2 separate regions of the Mus musculus genome follow, and region 1 is linked to region 2. Evidence: chromatin contacts called from ENCODE Hi-C or POLR2A ChIA-PET data. All regions are on one chromosome and are shown on one strand. The core of a region is the stretch at or near the end of the contact, and the rest is flanking DNA. Distances in the headings are between cores, read along the strand shown. Region 1 holds the start of Pip5k1a (phosphatidylinositol-4-phosphate 5-kinase, type 1 alpha). Region 2 holds the start of 4933434E20Rik (RIKEN cDNA 4933434E20 gene).

Region 1 (5,266 bases), core at 1,416-3,915, 5.1 Mb after region 2:
CTGGTCTACAGAGTGAGTTCCAGGACAGCCAGGGATATACAGAGAAACCCTGTCTTGAAAAAAACAAAAAAAGAAAAAAAGAAAAAGAGAAAAAGCCGGGTGTGGTGGCGCATGCCTTTAATCCCAGCACTCGGGAGGCAGAGGCAGGCGGATTTCTGAGTTCGAGGCCAGCCTGGTCTACAGAGTGAGTTCCAGGACAGCCAGGACTACACAGAGAAACCCTGTCTCGAAAAACAAAAAAAACAAAAAAAAAAAAAAAAAGAAAAAGAGAAAAGTCACCTGTGTGGGAGGGATGGTTCAGCTTGGTGTTTGCTATCTAAGCCTGATGACCAAAATTTAATAACCAGCACTCTCATAAAGGTGGGAAGGAGGAAACCAGACTCTGACACATACTCTTCTAATTATGCACTCACACAATAAAAATAATTCAATAAGTAAAATTTCAAAAACAAAACAAAAACCTGTCACTTTTATAAACACTATCCTTTTTCACATTTAGAAAGAAACAAGGGTTGTTACAGATCTCAAATGCTTTTAAAGGAAAGGCAAAGTCACCTCCTCAAGAAACTAAAAATAGAGGCACATAAACTAAAATTGCAGCTTATGAAGAAGGTATCTATGACTATGTTTAAGGGGAAACTCAAGTCAACTCAAAATGGCAAGGACAGCCGGGCATGGTGGCCCACGCCTTTAATCCCAGCATTTGGGAGGCAGAGGCAGGCAGATTTCTGAGTTCGAGGCCAGCCTCTACAGAGTGAGTTCCAGGACAGCCAGGACTACACAGAGAAACCCAGTCTCAAAATAAAATAAAATAAAATAAAATAAAATAAATGGCAAGGACAAAAATCACAGAAAAAAGGAAAAAAAAAACCCACCTCATACCCAGCAGCTTCTCAGGCAACAGTTACTGAGGAACACCCAACATTCCTCTGGAGCAGCTTCTGATTCACCCCCATACACATTTCCCCTCCCACAGACAATCTGCTGTGGCTTTTCTTTGCGGGCCTTTCCAGCCCTCAATCCCTACTAATCTCTAACTACTCTGACCTCTCCATATTGCCCAGTTCCTTACGATTTCTTCATACATCATCCTAGGCATTCCTCCAGTCCCTATCCTATTATGCAACATCCTCCCATAGCTCTCAAGTCGCACACACCCCTCCCCATCTTTATGAAGCCTAACCACAGGCCTAACCCCGACTCTTCTACAAGTCAAGGCTTCATTTCATTTACCCTCCTTCTTTTAGGGTGTTTTGACCTTGACCTCCCTCCTCATCCTTTAGATGTTTCCAATGTTTCCCTCTGTGCTGACTATAGTAAGCTCCCATGATCCCAGCACTAAGGCCAGTCAGGAAGGCATAAGAAGTGCCTGTATCAAAATACAAAACAACACAACTCCTCATTCCTTTCCACAGTTGTACAACCTAAAGATAGGAATCCCCTAAAGAGTTAATGTGAGAAAGTAAGCATGTGGCTGGCTGCTGCTGACAAGAGATGAGAGGAGGAATGACGCACTGGGAGGGGGGCGGGCGGGGGGTGGGGGAGGGAGTCTGAGCGGAAAGCCACTCCAGGAACTTACTCCCAATAAAATCCACAATTCCCATGACTCTCCATTACTTTTAAGTTCCATAATCCCCTCAACATTTTGATCTATTAATTTCACAATCACTTTGGTATCTACCTTACACCTTTATCTACCAATACTCCGTTTACGTTATTTTGTCTTATTAAGCCCAGATCCTGATGCATGCTAGACGAGATCTCCACTACTAAGCTGTATCCTCAGTCTCCACTGATTCGTTTCTCCACTCCTGTTGTCGTTTCTCTCTTAACCCCCAACCTTCAGTCTCCATCCTTCCTCCTCAAAGTTCTCAACGCAGTCGCCTCTGAGACACTGTGTGAGTTTTCGTCAGCTTCCCTTTTTCTCAGCGACATCCATCCTTTCCCCCAGACTCCTCTAGTAATAGAATTGTCTACTTCAAAGTCCGGTCCTGTCCTCCCTTAGGGGCAACCCCTCGGACATCCTCAACCACAGGTCCCCTCCCAGGACTCGGTCTTGTTCCCATCTCACAGTCCTCCTCAGTCGGCTGCCCGCGTCCCACCCGACTCACCTGCGGTACCAGCAGGGGCCCCGGCATCAAGGGATGAAAACCCGGCCGCCGCTGGCCCTGAGGAGGCGGACGCCATCTTGGCAGCCCCCTCCCCCTCAGCGGCTTCGCTCCCTTTCAATCCGGCTTTTCCTTTTCTCGGAATCGAATCTTCCCCACGTCTCTTCACAGAACCCGCGTTCGGCGGGCTTCTCACAGGCGTTGTTCAGGCTCCAGGACAAGCTCAGGACCGCACCACTTGCCCGGCATGGGGGAGAGCTGCAGTCTCGCACCTTCCTAGCAACTTGAACTGCTCTCCGCCAAAGCTACCTTCTCTTACCAGACAGGAACACTTGAGCCGGGCCCCGGGAGTCCCGCGTCTCGGATAGAACAAACCTAAAGGAAAACCTAGGCACCTGAGGTGCCCCCAAAAGCGAATGCCCCCCCTCCCTCACCTCCCCAGCCACTGCCTGTTTATCCCCAACTCCACCGCTCGGCTCAGGGTGGGCGGCCAAGGAAACCCCGGTATTGCGCATGCGCCACAGCTTCTCGGCGTTCGTCTATCTAGCCGGAGAAAAGAGAAGCCAATCAGAGGGGACTTCGGATCACGTGACAGATGATGCCACACCCCAAGGAATCCACCGACCGTAGACCGTGAGTCTACGGTGGCTCAGTAGGCCAATATAGGTTCGTATCTTTGATCGGGTTGCTAAGAACTCTTGTTAAGAATCAGCTGGACCGAGATGGACTGAGCTCCTCAAATGACAGTCCTGGAAAGAATTCGGAACGCAGCTCTGTGTCAAGTCCGAAATGTTAAGCTCTTGTGCACTACAAAACATCACAACCATCAAGAATTCTTCCAGCCTTTACTGTTTAAGGTGTCGGCTTGTGGGATCTTCCTTCTAAAGACATAAAAATAGATGTTTTGTTTACTTCAAACAGTGCTAGACACAGCGACAGAGTTCATTAAATGTAAATATTTGATAAATAAGGCAATGAGGATTTGTCAACAATATAAGAAGAAAAGTAAGAAAAATACATAAAAACAAAGTTTAAAAGACCTGATAAAAAAAAGACTACAGACTATCAAATAACCTCCCCCTATCCAAAGTCCTCCTTAGCATTCAGTTGCTAATTATCTATACTCCAAAGGGCATAGAAATACAGAGGGATTCTACTCTAGCCTAGTTGTCATATGAACTCTGCCCAGTTTTTTTTTTTTTTTTTTAAAGATTTATTTATTGATTATATGTAAGTACACTGTAGCTGTCTTCAGACACTCCAGAAGAGGGCATCAGATTTCATTAGGGATGGTTGTGAGCCACCATGTGGTTGCTGGGATTTGAACTCTGGATCTTCGGAAGAGCAGTCGGGTGCTCTTACCCACTGAGCCATCTCACCAGCCCTCTGCCCAGTTTTTACAAAGAACCCTAGCAGCTGTGAATATTATGGGAAGCCTAGGGAAGGCCTTTTTGAACAAGCGCTTCTGAAAAGCAAAGACTGTGTGCTAAAGTTCTATGTCCACCTCCTGTCACATTTTTGTACAAGGTAATCACTCAATAATTATTTGTGAAATGAATAAATAAAAGGCATGGGAAAAAACCTCCAGCTTATTGGTTCTAAAGTGGCCTGGACACCTATCCAGATGTTCCTCCAAAGGGAACCCAGGGCCAGAGTATCCATCAAATATCTCCCATTCCTTAACCTCAGATTTCTTCCTCTGCCTTCAAGACCTAAAATATTTGTTTCCTTACTGCCATCTGCTGGATTCTTTGTGCTCCCTTGGGTACTAAAGATTGACAAACTTCATTTGATAGAATTAGCATCACTAATTCAACAGCATTTTGACTCGGTAGCACTGAAGTATTGTATGTTGTACTGTACCTGAAACCTTCGCCCTGCTGTTACTGGTGTCAGACAGTGCTATTCACTCACAGGTGAAGTTGTGTCTCACAGATACTTAGTAAATACTGTTGAATAAATTGTCTATATTTCCAGAAAAGGCATTCAGTCACCTGGGAACTGTTAAGACCACTCATCAGATAAAGGCACCAAACTATGCCTAGGTCCATGAGATGGGATAAGAGAATTGATCCATTCAAGTTTTCCTCTGCCCTCCTCTTGCACAAGTTAACAAACACTTGAGTTAAGTGTAAACTCAGTTGATTCTATTTCCTAAGGTGCTCTAAAAATCAATTGAGGTAGAGATTAAAGCTATTTCAGACTCTGAAATTGTAAGTAGGCAAAAAGGACCTAAATGCATAAGGCAGTTAAAAACAGAATTATCTCCCTATAGTTTGTATTTCAGTTCTGAAAGAAAAATTAAAAAAAAAAAACATCTTAAGCTTCCTAGGGGCCTTTGTCTCTACATCGCCCAGGAAATGGCCACTGTCACAGCCCCACCTTGTGTTATCCGCTTATGTGTGTAACTCCCTCATAAGATGATACTTTTTAGAGCAAAGATGATGGCTTTTCATTTTTACAGTTCAAGAATGTAGACTATTGCCAGGCGGTGGTGGTGCATGTCTTTAATCCCAGCACTTGGGAGGCAGAGGCAGGTGGATTTCTGAGTTCCAGGCCAGCCTGGTCTACAGAGTGAGTTCCAGGACAGCCAGGGATATACACAGAGAAACCCAGTCTCAAAAAAAACAAAATAATAAATAATAATAATACACTATCTTTAAACATCTGGGCATGGTGGCACAGTATCTTTAAACATCTGGGCATGGTGGCACACTATCTTTAAACATCTGAGCATGGTAGCACACGCCTGAGGTTCCAGCTCCACAGATAGCTAAGATCCCTTAACTTGTTCCCTTGAGTTTTCTTCCCTTGAGTTTTCTTCCCTTTTTCTCCCCCGCCCCCAAATCTTGATTTCCAAAAGAGCCTGGACGATAGGCAAAATATAGCATACCTTTATCTCAGGGGTAAATGTAACCGAAAGGAGGGCTTGGAATGTTTAGGAAGCAGGTATCCTACCCCTCTGTCTCTCTGCCCCAGCTCTTACTCAGTCCCAAGGTGTCCTCTGAGTCACAGGGTTACTCTTCCCTAGTGACATTCCTAGCATAGCAGAACTGGGGTGACTGGGCAAGGTGTGGGAGCTGGGGCAGAGAAGAACGCTGTGGCTTGGTGCTCCTGAGGAAATGGCAAAGGGAGTTCACCAATACATACTTTCAGAA
Region 2 (6,086 bases), core at 50-2,549:
GGAATTCCATTCCCATTATGAGAAAAATGAACAAATGCCCAGTCTAGTGACATCCCTTAGGCGCAACACAATCCACGGGGGCCTCCATGTCCAGCTTCCCAAATAAGATAACTGCTTGGGTAGCCAAAACTACAGTATAGACAACAGGAAGTCAAAGACTGCAGCGAAAATATATTCCACGACCAGGGTCGGTAAGAAAGAAGGCAGGGTAATAAGAGGAGCTGACAAAGAGGCTGGAAATGAACAGAGAGGACAGAAGCCCACGCGCGGAGGATGGGAGACTCACCCCCCTCCGCGCCACATCTAGAGCCCATGGGGCCATTCGCTTCTCTACCTCCCACCCGGAACAAATTAATCCTCCGCACTCCAAACCGAGGGCCACATGGGGGAGTTTGGGGCAGCTCCACCCCATCGCCACCCCCCCTCCGCCCCCAAAACCAGGCCGGATCCGGATCAGAGGCCCAGAGAGGACTGGGGAGGGAGGAGGCCTTCTCCACAAGACACTGACCCTCCTAAACAACCCTACCTCAGGCTGGGCCCAGGCCTCGCTCGCCCGCGCTCTTTCTCGCTCTCCCCCTTCAGGCTCTAGCCACATGCCCCCCCCCTCCGGCTGCCCCAAGCCCCGCCCCGGCCACGCTCCCAAATCGAGGCCCCGGCTCTGGCGCGGCCCAGTAGGCCGCGAACCCAACTATAAACAAAACCCCCGGCGGCCAATTCGAGGTGGGGAGGTTGGACGCCCGGGTTCCCAAGACCAGAAGGGAGGGTGTACAGTGGGGAGACACACGGCGTGGGGGGGGCCTACCGCGGGACAGGAATACGGAGGGGACAGAGGAAAAGAAGGGAGGGTAAAAAGGGGATCGCGGATTTAAAGGGGCCGCGGACAATACCCGGCCCCGCCGCGTTGCCGCTGCCGCCGCCGCCGCCGCCAACGCCGCTGCGCTCCCAACTTTACCTCAGTCTCCTCCACACTGACACCCCGGGCCGCGCCGCCCCTGTCACGTGATATAAGATTCCCTCCTCCCCACCCCCTCCCTCCTTTTCCCTCTCGCGCTCGCTCTCGCGCCTTCCCCCTCCCACTTGCCTTCCTGCGTCCCTCAGCACGTGACGCGAAAGGGCCGCGCACGTCAGCGTGCGCGCGCCTCCCCGCCACGAAACACTGCTCTTGAGTTCCGCGCGCCCGCCCCGCCCCCGCCCCGCCCCGCACGGATCCGCCTCCATCACGTGACTCCAGTAAGGTCTCGGCTTCCTCTTACTGGCGTAGTTCCGCGTCTCCGCACTCCCAGGTACCTTTGCGGACATAAGTCACGTGGCGGAGGGGGTGGGGGTGGGGAAATGGGACGGGAAGGTCCGATGCTTAACTAGCGCCCCCATCCACCATGTTTTCTGACGGACTCTAGCCTGGTTTTTTTTTTTTTTTTTTTTTTAATCGAAAACCATATGGAAATGTTCGGAGAGCTCCAGGGAACCTAGGTTCCCTGGCTTCGGCAGAGCCTGGGCTAACGCGCGAGCGCGGCGGGACTGTCCTAGCAGGTGTTCCCGGAGAGAGAGGCGATGGCGTCTAGTAGTAACTGGCTTTCTGGAGTGAATGTCGTGCTGGTGATGGCGTACGGGAGCCTGGTGAGATCCCCATTCTCTTCCTCTTGTGGCATTTGTCTGAGTCCCGACCCTCTGAGCCGGACTCCTGAAAAGAAGGCTCCTGAGCCGTTCTGTCTTTGTTCTTCAGCCACTTAACTTGTTTTGTTTCTGGACTTCCGAATTGTATCCGTAGACAGTCTGAGATCTTTAAGTCAAAGCTGCCTGGCTCTAAGTAAGAACCCTCCCTCTTAAATTCTAGAGCCCAGATTAACATGCCTCTCCGTTACTAGCCCCTGACCCACCTCCGTCCTTAGCGACCCGGCTTCGCCCCAAAGCATCCAGCTCTGAAGGCCTAAACCCAGGGATTTTGAAAGTGAACATTTTAAAAAATTATTGCTATTACTAAAATGGCTCTAATCTCTTTGGGCAGGTATTCGTACTGCTGTTTATTTTTGTGAAGAGACAAATCATGCGCTTTGCAATGAAATCTAGAAGGGGACCTCATGTTCCTGTAGGACACAATGCCCCCAAGGTAGGTCACTAGAATGCAAGGTAAACCTGTTCTTTGGCACAAGGAGATTTTTCTCGGACTTTAAAAGAAGACTTTTATTCATATGCTTCCTTTCATTCCACAGTCTAAGCAATAACTTCCTGCTCACTGCTGCTCCACAACATGTACCTTAAGATTTAAACCAATTCAGCTGTAAAATGTCTCATCTTCAACTAAAATTACTAAATATTTCATGTTGCTTTAGTTTAAGCATGATGCTGAGAACACTTACAGTTGGTTCCAGCGTTGTGAGAATGGTTGCCTTTGCAGAATTTTAAAGATGCCCATTGTGCTTGCTTAGAATGCAGACGACTGGGTTTAATCCTTGACACTGCTGAAAGCAAGGGGCGGGGCAATAATCACCTAGTTATACTTTTCAAGTCAAACCTAAAGCCAAAGAAAGAAATTACCTAACAACTTTTTAATGTTGTTATTGTTCTTTGTTTTGTATTTTGAGACATACTGAACACCCAATTGTAACCCAATAACTCTCACCACGGAACCTCAAAGCAGCCCTCCTGCAAGGACAGTACAAGTAATGAGATTACCAAGATAATGTGCCACATCAGACTGCGTCCACAAATTAAATAATCGTGCTGGGCTTGGTAGAGCATACCTTTAATCCCAGCACTCAGGCAGAGACAGGTGGATCTCTGAGGCCAACCAAGTCTACAGAGCTAGTTCAGGACAGCCAGGGCAATGTAGAAAAACCTTGACATGAAAAACCAAAAAAAGAATAGTAAAAGTAAATAATCTAGTAGTGTCTAAACTTTCTCCTTAAGTGCTTTGCTTTTCTTGGCTTTAAGAAAAATGTCTTCTGGGCTGGCGAGATGGCTCAGCGGGCAAGAGCATTGACTGCTCTTTCGAAGGTCCTGAGTTCAAATCCCAGAAACCACATGGTGGCTCACAACCACCCATAATGAGATCCGATGCCCTCTTCTTGTGCATCTAAAGTCAGCTACAGTGTTCTTATGTATAATAATAAATGAGTCTTTGGGCCAGAACAAGCAGGGACTGAGCAAGTGGGGCCAACCAGAGCGAGCAGAGGTCCTAAAAATTTAATTCCCAACAACCACATGAAGGCTCACAACCTTCATAATTTTGTATGTACTCACATACATAAAACAAATAAATAAATCTTTAAAAAAAAAAGAAAAGAAAAAGAAAAATGTTTTCTAATGGAACTTTGTCTATTGAGAAACCTGTTGGTATATATAACTACCATCTGACATTAAAACTCAGGTTTCAAGGCTGGGAAGTTGGGCATATTTCTTTAATCCCAGCACTCAGGAGGCAAAGGCAGGAGAATCTGTAATTTTGAGGCCAGCCTAATCTACAGAGTGATCTCTAGGACAGTCAGGACTCTACAAAGAAAACTTGTCTGGAAAAAAAAAAACAAAGACCCTTAAGTTTCAAATAGCCATCTCAAACCTAGTATACTTAAGTCAGAAATCCTTTGTGTATATGTGTACACTTATGTGTAAGTAGGTATGCATGCATGTGTGTGCCATATGTGGAAGCCATACTGTGGCATAGTCCATTTTCTTCAGTTGCTCTCCACCTTAATTTTAGAGTCAGGGTCTTCACTAAGCTTGGGTTTTGCCAATTTCACTATACTGCCTGGCCTCCTGTCCCCATCTCCTTTGAAATCTTTTTGTTGGTGGCTGGTGTTTTTCCAACTGGATCTCCTGTATCTTTGGCTAGAGCTGGATTTGTAGGTAACCCTGGCATTGCACTGGCCCTCCTGCTTTCGGTTCTGAAGTGCCAAGGTTATAAGCATGCACTGACACTCGTGGTTTATGTGGTGCTGGAGCCTGATCCCAGGAACGTGGTGTGTGCTAGACAATTGCTCTGACAACTGAGATAGCATCCCCTGTTGTAAGTCAGAATCCTTACATCCCATTGCCATCTCCGTCATGCTTTTCCTTTTAATAAGACACCAGGGGACTTTACTACCAACTTCCTTTTCTATGACTCTCCCCATTATCAGCATCAGGCTCTATTGACTGGATTTCATAACTTTGCATATACTCTTACTGACTAAAAATGGTCTTCACTTGGCTCTCGTATTCAGCCCTTTTTGGCTTTTTGAGACCAGAGTCTCTTACAGGCTAGGCTGGCCTCTAGAACACAACGTTGGCCATGAGTTCCTGATCTCCTTCTGTGTCTTGACTGCTGGAATTACAGGCATACATTGAAATACCCAGCTCCTTAGTTTAAATGGTAGTTAAAAAGTTTTTTTTCCTGAAGAGTGGATTGTGTATTAAACATATTTTTGCTTATTTGGGTTTGGTTTGTTTATTTTTAATTCTTTGGAGACAGGGTTTCTCTGTGTAGTCTGGCTGGCCTGGTACTCACTTTGTAGACCAGGCTGTCCTCAGAAATCCAATAATCTCACACAATGACACACCTAGGCCAACACTTCCTAATAGTGCCACTCCCTGGGCCAAGCATTTACAAACCACACCATTCTTTGATATTTCTCTGTTTCATATTAGTTTATATGCTCTGTCCCCTTTACAACTTGTTGGGAAACAGAATACAAGATAGTGATGATGTATTCTTTCCTGAATGCACAGGACTTAAAAGAGGAGATCGATATTCGACTATCCAGGGTTCAAGATATCAAGTATGAACCCCAGCTCCTTGCAGATGATGATACCAGACTACTGCAGCTGGAAACCCAGGGGAATCAAAGTATGTGACAAGCTCCTGAAGGATGTTTCACTGAGGAGTCCCACAGCTTTAGAATTCCTCTATTAGAAATGTCAACACCTATAACAAAACTTTATAGTCCTAAGTTATTGGATATATGCTAGATACAAGGAGGCAGTTTATTAATTCACTATAATCTTGGAATATTTTGCAAGTGATCACTAAGACTAGTCTTTTTCTCAATAGGTTGCTACAACTATCTGTACAGAATGAAAGCTCTAGATGCCATCCGTGCCTCTGGTAAGTTAGCTGATAAGGTACACTCTAGAATATAAACCTATGGAACAGAAAGATGAGCCATTTCTTCTTAAGATTTATTTTGAGAGCACTGTGTTAAAAGAAACCACTTTGGGTATCCAAGTGTGGTGATACATACCTTTAATCCCACAGCTCAGGAGTCAAACAGGCAAATCTCAGTGAGTTAAAGGCTAGCTTTGTCTACTAAGGCAGTTCTGGGACATCCAGGGCTAGCTACAGAGAGATCCTCTCTCAAAGATAAATCACCTCAGTTTGCTCTGTCTGTCTGCCTGCCTTCCTTCCTTTCACTTTCTGCCTGTCTTTTCTTGTTTTGTTTTGAAACAAGGTTTCTCTGTGTAGCCCTTGCTGTCCTAGAATTCAATCAGTAAACCAGGCTGCATCTGCCTCTGCCTCCCAAGTGCTGGGATTAAAGGCATGTACCACCACTGCCCGGCTTTGTGTTTTTGTTTTGGGGGGGGGGAGGGGGTTTTTTTTTAAAGACAAAGTCTTGATATTAGCCTTGGCAGACCTTCAATTCAGAGATCTACTGCCTTTGCCTGCTAGTACTGGGATTAAAGACATACCCCACCATCCTCTGTCCTTATTTTTATACTATACGTATTGTGTGCTTGCATGGGTTTATATGTACCATTTGTGTGCAAGAGGCCAAAAAGAGCAATCAGATCCTCTGGATCTGGAATTCTGGGTAGCTGTGAGCATCTAAACCCAGGCTGCTGCAAGTGTATTGCAGTAAGTGCTGTTAGCTGCTGAGCTCTCCAGTTTGAGCCTCCAGTTTGTTTTAGACTTTGGGATGGGGGTGCTTTTTGGGTTGTTTTGTTTTGTTTTTTCCCGGGGTTTTATATTGTGGATGTTGGGAGAGTTTTGGGGTTTTTTTGTTTGGTTGGGTTTTTGGTTTGCAGGTTTGTTTTTGAAATAGATTCTTGCTATGTAGCTCAAACTGGCCTTGAGTTGAGCATCGTCCTGCCTTAGCCTCCCAGAGGTTGGATTA

Evidence for each region. A loop is a pair of places that touch in the nucleus more often than their neighbours do. ChIA-PET counts read pairs that join two places held with the same protein, here RNA polymerase II (POLR2A).
Region 1: a loop to region 2 is called in a map of T-helper 2 cell, with 7 times the contacts of the local background. The contact joins the promoter of Pip5k1a here to the promoter of 4933434E20Rik in region 2. A Hi-C loop is called at or near these places in 1 of 37 maps with a recorded cell type or tissue (T-helper 2 cell). POLR2A ChIA-PET finds 5 or more read pairs at or near these places in 1 of 5 experiments (Patski).

The regions. Positions count from the first base shown.
Region 1 is chr3:95,104,265-95,109,530 of GRCm38, forward strand. It overlaps Pip5k1a (phosphatidylinositol-4-phosphate 5-kinase, type 1 alpha), which reads right to left and starts at 2,666. Exons shown (of 15, transcript NM_008847.3): 1 at 2,112-2,666. The coding sequence starts at 2,187.
Region 2 is chr3:90,051,503-90,057,588 of GRCm38, forward strand. 4933434E20Rik (RIKEN cDNA 4933434E20 gene) reads left to right here and starts at 1,300. Exons shown (of 7, transcript NM_025762.3): 1 at 1,300-1,617; 2 at 2,006-2,107; 3 at 4,705-4,822; 4 at 5,027-5,080. The coding sequence starts at 1,552. Ubap2l (ubiquitin-associated protein 2-like) reads right to left here and starts at 1,013. Exons shown (of 28, transcript NM_001165984.1): 1 at 953-1,013.